Regions from separate parts of the Homo sapiens genome. Here region 1 is linked to region 2. Evidence: read pairs that join two places in POLR2A ChIA-PET (ENCODE). Cell type or tissue: PC-9. All regions are shown on one strand.

Region 1 (5,000 bases), 220 kb after region 2:
AGGCATGATCGTTCAGAGCAGGGCTCACATTTGTGGATATAGCTCAGATTCTGGAAACCTGTTTCAGGCCATGATCAGTTGTGACTCTGTTAGGATTTTGATATCTGAATAAGTAGTGGGGACAGAGAGGAATTTTAGTTGCTAGACTCCAGATCACTAGGCAATATTCAAACTTATTGGGGAGGGCATCTACCATCTAGGATCTTGGACTTTGTGTGCAGTGAATGAATGGAATCTGGGTTATCTCCCATAGGAAGGGGATGAATATGTGTTCTGTGTTTGTTAATGTGCAATCCAGTAGGGCTGTTCACAAATATTCCAGCTCTGCTGCCTTTGAAGCACATGATAAGATTGTACTTCCCCACCTGACTAAAGTATAGTATAGCCCTGCGAGTTGCTTCAGCCAATGAAAGGTGGCCGGAAGTGATGAGTATAACTTTGAGTCAGAAGTTAAGAGTTGGGACATCAGTCACCGCATTCTTTTCTTCCTAGTGCTGCAACATCAAGGTGCGTGGTGGTGACTGCTTCATCAGACTGGAGTGAATGACAACAATGAGCAATGCCATCCCTGCTGAGCATTAGTGGACATGTAGTATGATCAAGAAATAAGCCTTTTTTGTTCTAAGCAACTGAGATTTGATGGTTGGTTGTTTCTGCACCGTAATCTAGCCTATTCTGTTTAAAAATAGGAAGGAAGAAAGAAACAGATAATTGCAGGGAACACCTTGGCAGAATATGGCTAATTATTCCCTTTCCTCCTCAGTGCACAATAAATTCACATTTCCTAGCCTCCCAAATTGTTAGGTGAAGCCAGGGACTGAATTCTGGCCAATGGAATGTAGGCGAAAGTGTTGTACTCCCCTTCCAGGCCTCATCCGTGGAAAGCCTCCCACATGATCTCTCTTCCCCATCTGCCATGTGGAAACTAAGGACCCTGAGACTTCAAAGCAGAAGTCAGGAAACTTTTTCTATAAAGGGCCAAATAGTAAATATTTTAGGCTTTGTGGATCATATAGTCTCTATCAAAACTGCTCAACTCTGCTGTTTTATGGAAAGCAGCCATAGGCACTATGTAAACAAATAAGTATGGCTATGTTCCAATAATACTTTATTTACAAAAACAGGCAGTGGGCTGCATGTGGCCTATGGGTTGTAATTTGCTGACCCCTTATCAAGAGGAGGGTAGAGCTAGGATGGAAGGAGCCTGGGTCTCTGAGTCACCCTGTCACTATTTCTTATAGACACTCACAAACACCTGATATTAAAACATTTAATATAAACATTTAATATACCTGTGTCTGCTTGTTGAACACCCACAGTTGTTATCTGAACACCCACAATTGTTATCTGAGTAAAAAAAAAATCCTTCTGTTGAATGAAGCATGACTAATACACTGTCTTAGCTCATATTCCAGAAAAAATTCCAGATGGATTAATAATCTAAACATAAAAAACTATAAAAGACTAAAAGAAAATATAGGAGACTTTTACAATATTTATAATATTTATAATCGAAGGCTGCTTCTTAGTAAGTACTGTAGGTAGGAGCTATAAGGGCTCCTTATAAGAGCTTTATAATACTAATTAGAAATATCATGAAAAAATTTCACAAGCTATAACAGAAAAAAATTAAACAGAGAAGACTATAAAAATTTAACATTTCTATCAAGTGAAGGGTACCATAAACAATGTTACCTAAGGGGAGAAAATACATGCAACATGTATACACAACAGGAAAGGGTTAATATGGGTAATATAGACAACTTCTTGAAATCAGTATGAAACGAGAAGCAGCAAAAGGGTAAGAAAATGGACAAAGAAAATAGACAATTCTCAAAAGAAGGACTATGTGCTAATAAGCATATGAAAACATACCCAACTTCATCAATGATCATAGCATAAATAAAAACAAGATAGCATCTGTTATTTGTCAGATTGGCAAAAATATGTTTTACTATCAGGTGTTTGCATCTATAAGAAATAGGAACTTTCATACTTAGCTGACTGGAGTGTGAATTAATAAACATTTTTGGAAAGTAATTTGCAGAACCTATAGATATTAAAAATGCATGTATCCTTTAATCACACTTTTCCACTACAAGTGATCTCATCTACAGAAATATTAAGTGTGCCAAAATATATTTACAGATATGCCGATTGTAATATTATTTGTAAGGGCCAAAAAAATTTGGACCACATTCCACGTTTATAAATAGAGGAATGGTTCATCTACTTCTCTATTTGGGCACATCTACACTGTAGAAAAATAAATAGCTGTTTAAAAATGAGGGAGCTATGTATGTGTTGACATGGAAGAGTGTCCATGATATATTTTTGAGTGATAAGAGCAAGTCAGAACACTGTGTACAGTATGAGCTCTAAACAGCAAGGGGGCAGGGCGGGGAGGATGGAAATTCCTGTCTCTCGAAGGATACTCACACTGTTGACCCTGGTAACCCTTTGACCCTTAGGGTGATGGTGAAAGGGGTGAAACCTGCCCTTTTAACTTTGTGCGCTTCTTTATCATTATAATTTTTTAAAAAGTAAAAAGATGGAAGGCAACAGAAACTAGAAGAAAAACCCATCATGGACACTGGCCAATGTCAAGCAGTTGAGGGATGGATAGGCAGAGAAACAAAGACTTGTTGAAGACCTGCCGAGGCAAATCCAAAGGGATGACTCACTCCCTTGGTGTTCTGGTGCAGCAGATCAAGTTGTTATGACCTGAGACCAGGGCTCAGCTTGGAAATTTTCCAGAAAAGATGAAGACTTGGGGTGAGAAGAGAAAGTATAACCTTGCTGGCCTGAGGGTAAAACATGTTGGAAAGAAGAAACCCAAACAATGCACTTTGGCTGAACTTTTTCAGTCTATACAGGAGCTAAATATTAGGTTATCTTTTCATTGTTTCAGGCATTTTTTATGTTCAAACCTTCTGTCCTCAGAAGAGTTGCCTGAAATGAACATGTACCTAATAGAGGGGTTTTTTCTTTGTTTGTTTGTTTTACAGGTTTCATGTCACTGTGTATTCTAGGAAGATAATTTTAGGTTCAGATTGTGCCAACAGAAAGACAAATGGAACCAGTTGTGTATTCTAAGTGAACAGGCTATCACTCATTCAGGATGCATGCATTTGTTCTCTGATGTGTACAGATGATCCTTGAGCAACATGGATTTGAACTGTGCGGGTCCACTTACATGTGGATTTTTTTCAATAACATTTACATCTAATGTGCCTGCCTCTTCTGCCTCTTCTTTCACTTCCTCCACCTATTCTGCCTCTGTCACCCCTGACAGCAAGACCAGCCCTCCTCTTCCTCCTCCTCCTCAATCAACTCAATATGAAGACAGTAAGGATGAAGACCTTTATGGTGATCCACTTCCACTTAGTGAATAAAAAATATTTTTTCTCTTATAATAATTTTTAATAACATTTTTTCTCTGCCTTTATTGTAAAAATACAGTATATAATACATATAACCAACTAATCTACTGTTTACGTTATTAGTAAGCCCTACAGTTAATAGTAGGCTATTAATAGTTAAGTTTTTCGGAGTCAAAAGTTATACTCAGATTTTTGACTGCATGGGGGTCAACACTTCTAACCCTCACAGTGTTCAATGGTGAACTGTATTAGCATCTTCCGTTTGCCAAGAGCAGTTTTTTTCTCAAATCTGATTACCAGTGAGATAGAAAATCTTGCATGTTTATTAACCATTTGTTTTAAGTAATGTCATGTTGATCTGTTATTTAACACAAAGTTTATTTTTATTGAATTTAGCTTGTACTCTAAAATTATCTACAATAGTATATATTATTTACCTTATAAGCAAAGGACTACTGGTGTTGTTTCTGGATGTCACACTGGGGAGGTTTAATGGGTCTTGTCATAGACTCAAATTCAGTATTTAAAGAGAAACCTTTGAATTCATCTGGGTCACAGCATAAGAACAAGCTGCAGGCAGATGCAGGCATGTTTCTGGTTAGTCGTGCTCTGAGTGCTTTTGCCCAAATTTTCCCAAATGTGGGACTGGCCTTGCCTAGTGTGGTATCTGAAGCTTGGGATATGCTTGTGACACTGAGATGGCATATTAGTTTGCTAGGGATGTTGTAATAAAAACCCACAAACTGAGTGGCTTAAACAATAGGAATATATTGTCTTACAGTTCTGGAGGCTGAAAGTTGTCTCACAGTTCTGGAGGCTGAAAATACGGGCAGGGTTGGTTTGTTCTGAGAACTGTGAAGGAAAGGTCTCTCATAGCTTACAGATGCCCATGTTCTCCCTGTGTCTGTTCACATCATCTTCCCTCTACATATGTCTGTCTCTATGTCCAAATTTCCCCCTTTTCATAGGACATCAGTTATATTGAATTAGGGCCCACCCCAAGGACCTCATTTTAAAGACCCTATCTCCAAATAAGGTCATTCTGAAGTACTAGGGGTTAGAACTCCAACAGATCTTTTTTGGGATGGCACAATTCAGCCATTAACAGATGGCATAATAATTAATTGTAAAAGTGGGATTAGAGCCAGGGCTTCTGACTGGCTCCCTAGCATTCTTGATCAGACTATATTACCTCTACATTCCAGGGTCTCTTCGCTGCTCCTTTCCGCATGTTCCTATTGATTCCTGTGCATTGCTCTATCACAATAACTAGGTAACTGTATATTGGCCTCCTTTGTGGGACTTATGCGCTCCCTGAGCAGGGACTGTGTTCTTTGGTCCTGGTGTCTAGCACAGTGACTGGCCCAGAAAAAGTGAATGAATGGATAGTGATATAATAGGTGTTTTTTAAAAATATTCCCACTGTCATTTGTCTTCCTGATTGCACAACTAAATGTGAGTCTAGACTCACCCCTGTGACACAAAATGACATGCAACTTGAAACTTAAAAAAATACTTATTAAAATACTTATTATATACATTGTGGTGCATTGTAGGCAGCAGCTTTTAAATAAGAAGGTGGAATAAGAAAGTCCAAGACAGAAAGGATCTTTATAT
Region 2 (5,000 bases):
TAAAGATGAATTTCTCAGAACATATTCCCATCCTTAAGTGATGCATGGCTGTGTATCTGTAAGATCTATATTATTGCTTATACGACTTAGGTCTACATTAATTCCTCTTTTTTGGCTACTGAGTCTGTTTTGTACTGAAGGTAGTGTCTTGAAGTCTTTTTGTTAGTGTGTTTCTATCAGTGTTTCTTTGCATGTCCTGTAGTTTTTCCTTATAAAGGTTGCTGCTGAGTTATTTGGTGAACAGAATTCGTAACTGTAGTATATCCATTGTGAACTGTGGCATGAAAACATGCCCTCCTTTGTCTCATTTAATGCATTTTGGTTTAAACTTTATCTTGACATTAGTATCACAACCCCTCCTTTGTTGTTGTTTCCATTTGTCTAGTGTACTTTTGCCCATCCCTTTTTAGACTTTCTGAATCATTTTGAATCAGTCATGTCTCTTATTTTCAGCATCTTGCTTTGTGAACAAAATTGAAAATCTCTTTTGCCTTTTTTTTTTGAAACAGAGTCTCTCTCTCTGTCACCCAGGCTGGAGTGCAGTGGCATGATCTCGGCTTACTGCAACCCCTGCCTCCTGGGTTCAAGTGATTCTCCTGCCTCAACCTCCTGAGTAGATGGGATTATAGGCACCCACCACCATATCTGGCTACTTTTTGTATTTTTAGTAGAGACGGAGTTCACCATGTTGACCAGGCTGGTCTCGAACTCCTGACCTCAGGTGATCTGCCTGCCTCGGCCTCTCAAAGCGCTAGGATTATGGGAATGAGCATGTCCAGTGGAAATCTTTTGCTTTTAATAGATAAGTTAAACTCATTCATACTCATTAATATGACAGTTCAACTTATTTTGTTATACATATTTTATACTATAATAATCTTAAAACTGTGTTTTATTTGCTGTGTTTCTTTCTTTGCATGACACTTTTTTTTGCTATTTTAATTTTAAAAAATTTTTTTGTATTTAAGAAAGCTCACAGTTTTATTCTACTGGTTATCTTTGTACTATACCTTTTTCAAGAAACTTCATTCCCTCTTTTTTATTTAACCTTCGATTATCTGACTTTTTAATTTTAATATTGTCCCTTAACCCCTATCCATTGCCTATATCACAATTGGTAGGCTTATTCTATTTTCCTTTTTCTTGTTCCCTTTTCCCATTTTCAGTTGTGTTATTTCTACTTTGTCAGAATGTACTACATACAACATATGCTTTAGTCCGTTCTCATGCTGCCAATAAAGACATACCTGAGACTGGGTAATTTATAAAGTAAATGAGGTTTAATGGACTCACAGCTCCACATGGCCAAGGAGGCCTCACAATTATGGCAGAAGGTGAAGGTGGAGCAAAGGCATGTCTTACATGGTGGAAGGCAAGAGAGCATGTGTAGGGGAGCTGCCCTTTATAAAACCATCAGATCTCGTGAGACTTATTCACTATCACAAGAACAACACAGAAAAAACCCACCCCCATGATTCAATTACCTCCCAACAGGTCCCTCCCATGACACATGGGGATTATGGGAGCTACAATTCAAGATGAGATTTGGGTGGGGACACAGCCAAACCATATCAACATATAACAATATTTTGTTAGCTTTGTCCCCACCTTTGTTTAGTCTTAGGTCTACAATTAAATATAGTAAATGATCACCATCTGTCCTTTTGAGAAAGTTTCGCTACTTGGTTGAGCAGAAATCATCTTTTCAAAGATTCTTCAAGAAGGGTTCATGTATTAAAAATTCCCTAAATTTTTTCATGTTTAAAACTCATCTTTTCTTGGCTTGATATTTAATACTTGAAGAATGGGTTGCCTGGAAGTCCTTGATTCACACTTTTTTCCTTGAGCTTTTTTTTTAAACTGCTGTTCCATTGTTGCCTTGTTAATATATTGTTTTTGAGCAGTCCTGTGCCAGTCTAATTCTCTCGTCCTTGTAATTTCTTGATCTTTTTTCCCTTGGAGATCTCGGGGATTTTTTCTTTATCTTTGAAATCTAATAATTTTACTTGCGTATGGTTTAGAGTTGACAATTCTGGATTAATTTTCCCACATAATTGATGAGTCCTTTTGGTATATAGATTTATATATTCTTTTATATCCTGAAACATGCTTGGATTATGGTCCCAAATATTAGTTCTGTTCCTTTGTTGTTTGTGTATATCCCTTAAGGACTGCAATAATTTGTATGTTGTTTCTTCTTTGCCTGTCTTCCATTTCAACTATTTCTCTCTGAAATGTCTTCCATTTCAACCACTTCTTTTCTCTCAAAGCTTTTAGTTTTGTATCTTCTTTTCATATCTTGGTTATTTCCCTGTCCCTTATTAAGATTTTATTTAATTCTCTTTTCCTCTGGAAACTTTGCAATTTGTTCTTCACTTCTGCAGTAATTTGTCTTTTTCTTATATTTCTTTCTTGGATCTAACACACTCTCTTTTATTTCTTCCCATTTTTTGTCCATTTTTACTTTAAAATTTATGATTCAAGGTGTTTTTTTCATATTCCCAAAAGCTTCTTTGAAGATATTTACTTCACTTTGGAGTTTATGTCAGTTTTCTTCTGCTTTGGATTCTTTTCGGGGGGAGAGGAGAATTTTCATCAGCTGACACGGTCTTGTTTTCTGTTTTCTTCTTATAATGGTTTTGTATATATTTACTCTGTTTTCACCTGTGGTAGTTAATTTTATATGTCAACTTGACTGGATCATGGAATGCCCAGCTATCTGGTTAAGTATTATTTCTGGATATGACTGTGAGAGTGCTTCTGGAAGAGATTAGCATTTAAATTGGGAGACTGAGAAAGCAGACTGACCTCCCCAGTGTGTTTGCTAGGTCTCTGCCTGTGTATTGAGCAGGCATAGCAACCTTCACCTGCCCTGGCTCAGGGCTCATGGTTCTCAGGTCTTCACATTCAGCCTGGAATTTGTGTAGTCAGTTCTCTGGCTTTCAGGCCTTTGAGCTATACCACTGGCTTTCCTGGGTCTCCATCTTGAAGAGAGCAGATCATAAGACCTCTCAGCCTTCATATTTGTGTGAGCCAATGCTTTATATTAAATGCATATTTCTAATCTATATCTGTATATCTGTATCTATATCTACATATATATGCACATACTAATTATTGGTTCTTTTTATCTGGAAAACCTTGAATAATACGTCATCTGTTCATTTCAAAGATTTGATATGGTTTATGAGATTTCAAGTTCAAGGGTATTCTCTTCTGCAGTGAAATACAGTTTGTCAATGGATGGCTTTTGCATGTGTACATGCATGCACATGCATGTGTATGTAGCTAAAGATTGCATATTTTTAAAGCTTTGAGGCCCGGCGCAGTGGCTCATACCTGCAATCCCAGCACTTTGGAGGCCAAGGCGGATGGATTACTTGAGGTCAGGAGTTCGAGACCAGCCTAGCCAACATGGTGAAACCCCGTCTCTACTAAAAATACAAAAAATTAGCCAGGCATGGTGGTGCATGCCTGTAATCCCAGCTACTTGGGAGGTTGAGACAGGAGAATCCCTTGAACACAGGAGGCGGAGGTTCCAGTGAGCTGAGATTGTGCCATTGCACTCCAGCTTGGGCAACAGAGCAAAACAAAACAAGACAAAAAAGCTTTGAAACTCATTTACTTGGCACTAAAATTTCTTTTTACTTATTTTCCTCTTCATTTAGATTCAAAGGGTGCCTCTCTATCTTTTTTACCTTCTGTACCTCCAGAAGCAATGCATTTCATAGACTGTTCCCATGAATCATGCGCACTTTAAGAAAACATATATAGCAAGTGGTTTTATCTCCTAGGAATCTTTTCCAGTATGTTAGCACATACGATGGACTTTCTCTTTTTTCTGGTTTTCTTAGATCAATCACAGGCCTGTCAATGGCTCTCCTCTTCTCTCTTCTATTCACTTTCTCCAGGCTGCTCTGTATCTCTGTTTCTCAGAACTGTATCTCTGTGAAAGTTTATGGCAAGATCTTGAGACACAGCTACTTGAGACTGGATGTTTACTTCCTACTTACAGGTATACTGAAATTTGAACATTCTCTTTTAGTTATGCAGGTGGCATGCATTTCCTGCAGTTTTGTTTGATCTTTTTTATTGTTCTGTAGTGTGGTTTTCAGAGAATGAATTGGGAAATTCAGATTTATGCAGCTATAGCTGCTATTGCCTGGCTGCTCAGAAATTGTCCTGTCAGTGTTATCTTGGTGGAACTGCACACTCTGCACCAGGCATTGCAAAAAGAAAAACGTCCCAACTTATCTAGCCTTTGTGAACAAAGAAGCAACCAGACCCTTCATTCTCCCATACATTGTCCTGGGTTTGAAGGAGGAATGCGTTTATGGTTTGGGAATCTTTTCCTGGAGGACAGTCGCAAAGTTATTTGCTTCTCCTTTACCATGACAAGTACCTATCTTTCCCATCTTAAAGAGTGCCAGAAGAGGAGGGCAGTCTCAAGTCTAATCAGGTGTGTGACTCAGGTTCTGAGTTATATACTGCTTTTTTACCCCCTTCCCTTCAACCTTCTGTGCACCAGAGCTAGGATTGTTCTTTCCTTCCAGGAGAGCTGCAGGAGGGAGTAGTCACCCGAGGATTTTCCTGATGCTTCAGTTCCACATAAGACCCTCCCTGCCCTCAGTCCACCATACAATTGAAAGCAGTCAGAAAATGGGGTTATACCAATGCTATTGAGTTAAATATTTGGCCTTTGCTTGAACCTTGCATTAACAGACCATTAGGACTTTTCTCATTATGTCTAGACCCTGTGTTCTATAATCACCCCAGCAGTCCCAATTCCCCAAGTTGTCCACTGTTACCTGGGGCCCTCATCCTCATACTTCTGATATGTCCACTATTATAAGCCAATTCTCCACTGTTCCCATTGCTTCCAAACATCTCCACAGAGCCCTTTAAAATTCACTTTTAAATGTTACCATCGCTTCTTTCTTCCTTTCTTCTTCTTTTTTTTTCTCTTTTTCTCTGTTGCCCAGGCTGGAGTGCAGTGGTGT

What was found. ChIA-PET counts read pairs that join two places held together with the same protein. Peaks named below come from ENCODE experiments on the same cell type or tissue, not always from the same donor. Only the 100,000 strongest peaks of a DNase experiment are listed, where the experiment ranks them.
Region 1: POLR2A ChIA-PET joins it to region 2 with 9 read pairs; 4 of 35 experiments call an interaction of 5 or more read pairs at or near these places.

Annotation. Positions count from the first base shown.
Region 1 is chr2:200,298,523-200,303,522 of GRCh38, reverse strand. No RefSeq gene overlaps it. Among named protein-coding and RNA genes, the nearest start is that of SPATS2L, 5.7 kb to the left of the region's middle. RefSeq lists enhancers at 327-376, 1-1,118. In PC-9, no CTCF peak of the experiment used is centred here; DNase peaks (open chromatin) are centred at 452 and 2,712; H3K27ac peaks cover 2,972 bases.
Region 2 is chr2:200,514,437-200,519,436 of GRCh38, reverse strand. No RefSeq gene overlaps it. Among named protein-coding and RNA genes, the nearest start is that of KCTD18, 6.9 kb to the right of the region's middle. In PC-9, no CTCF peak of the experiment used is centred here; no DNase peak of the experiment used is centred here.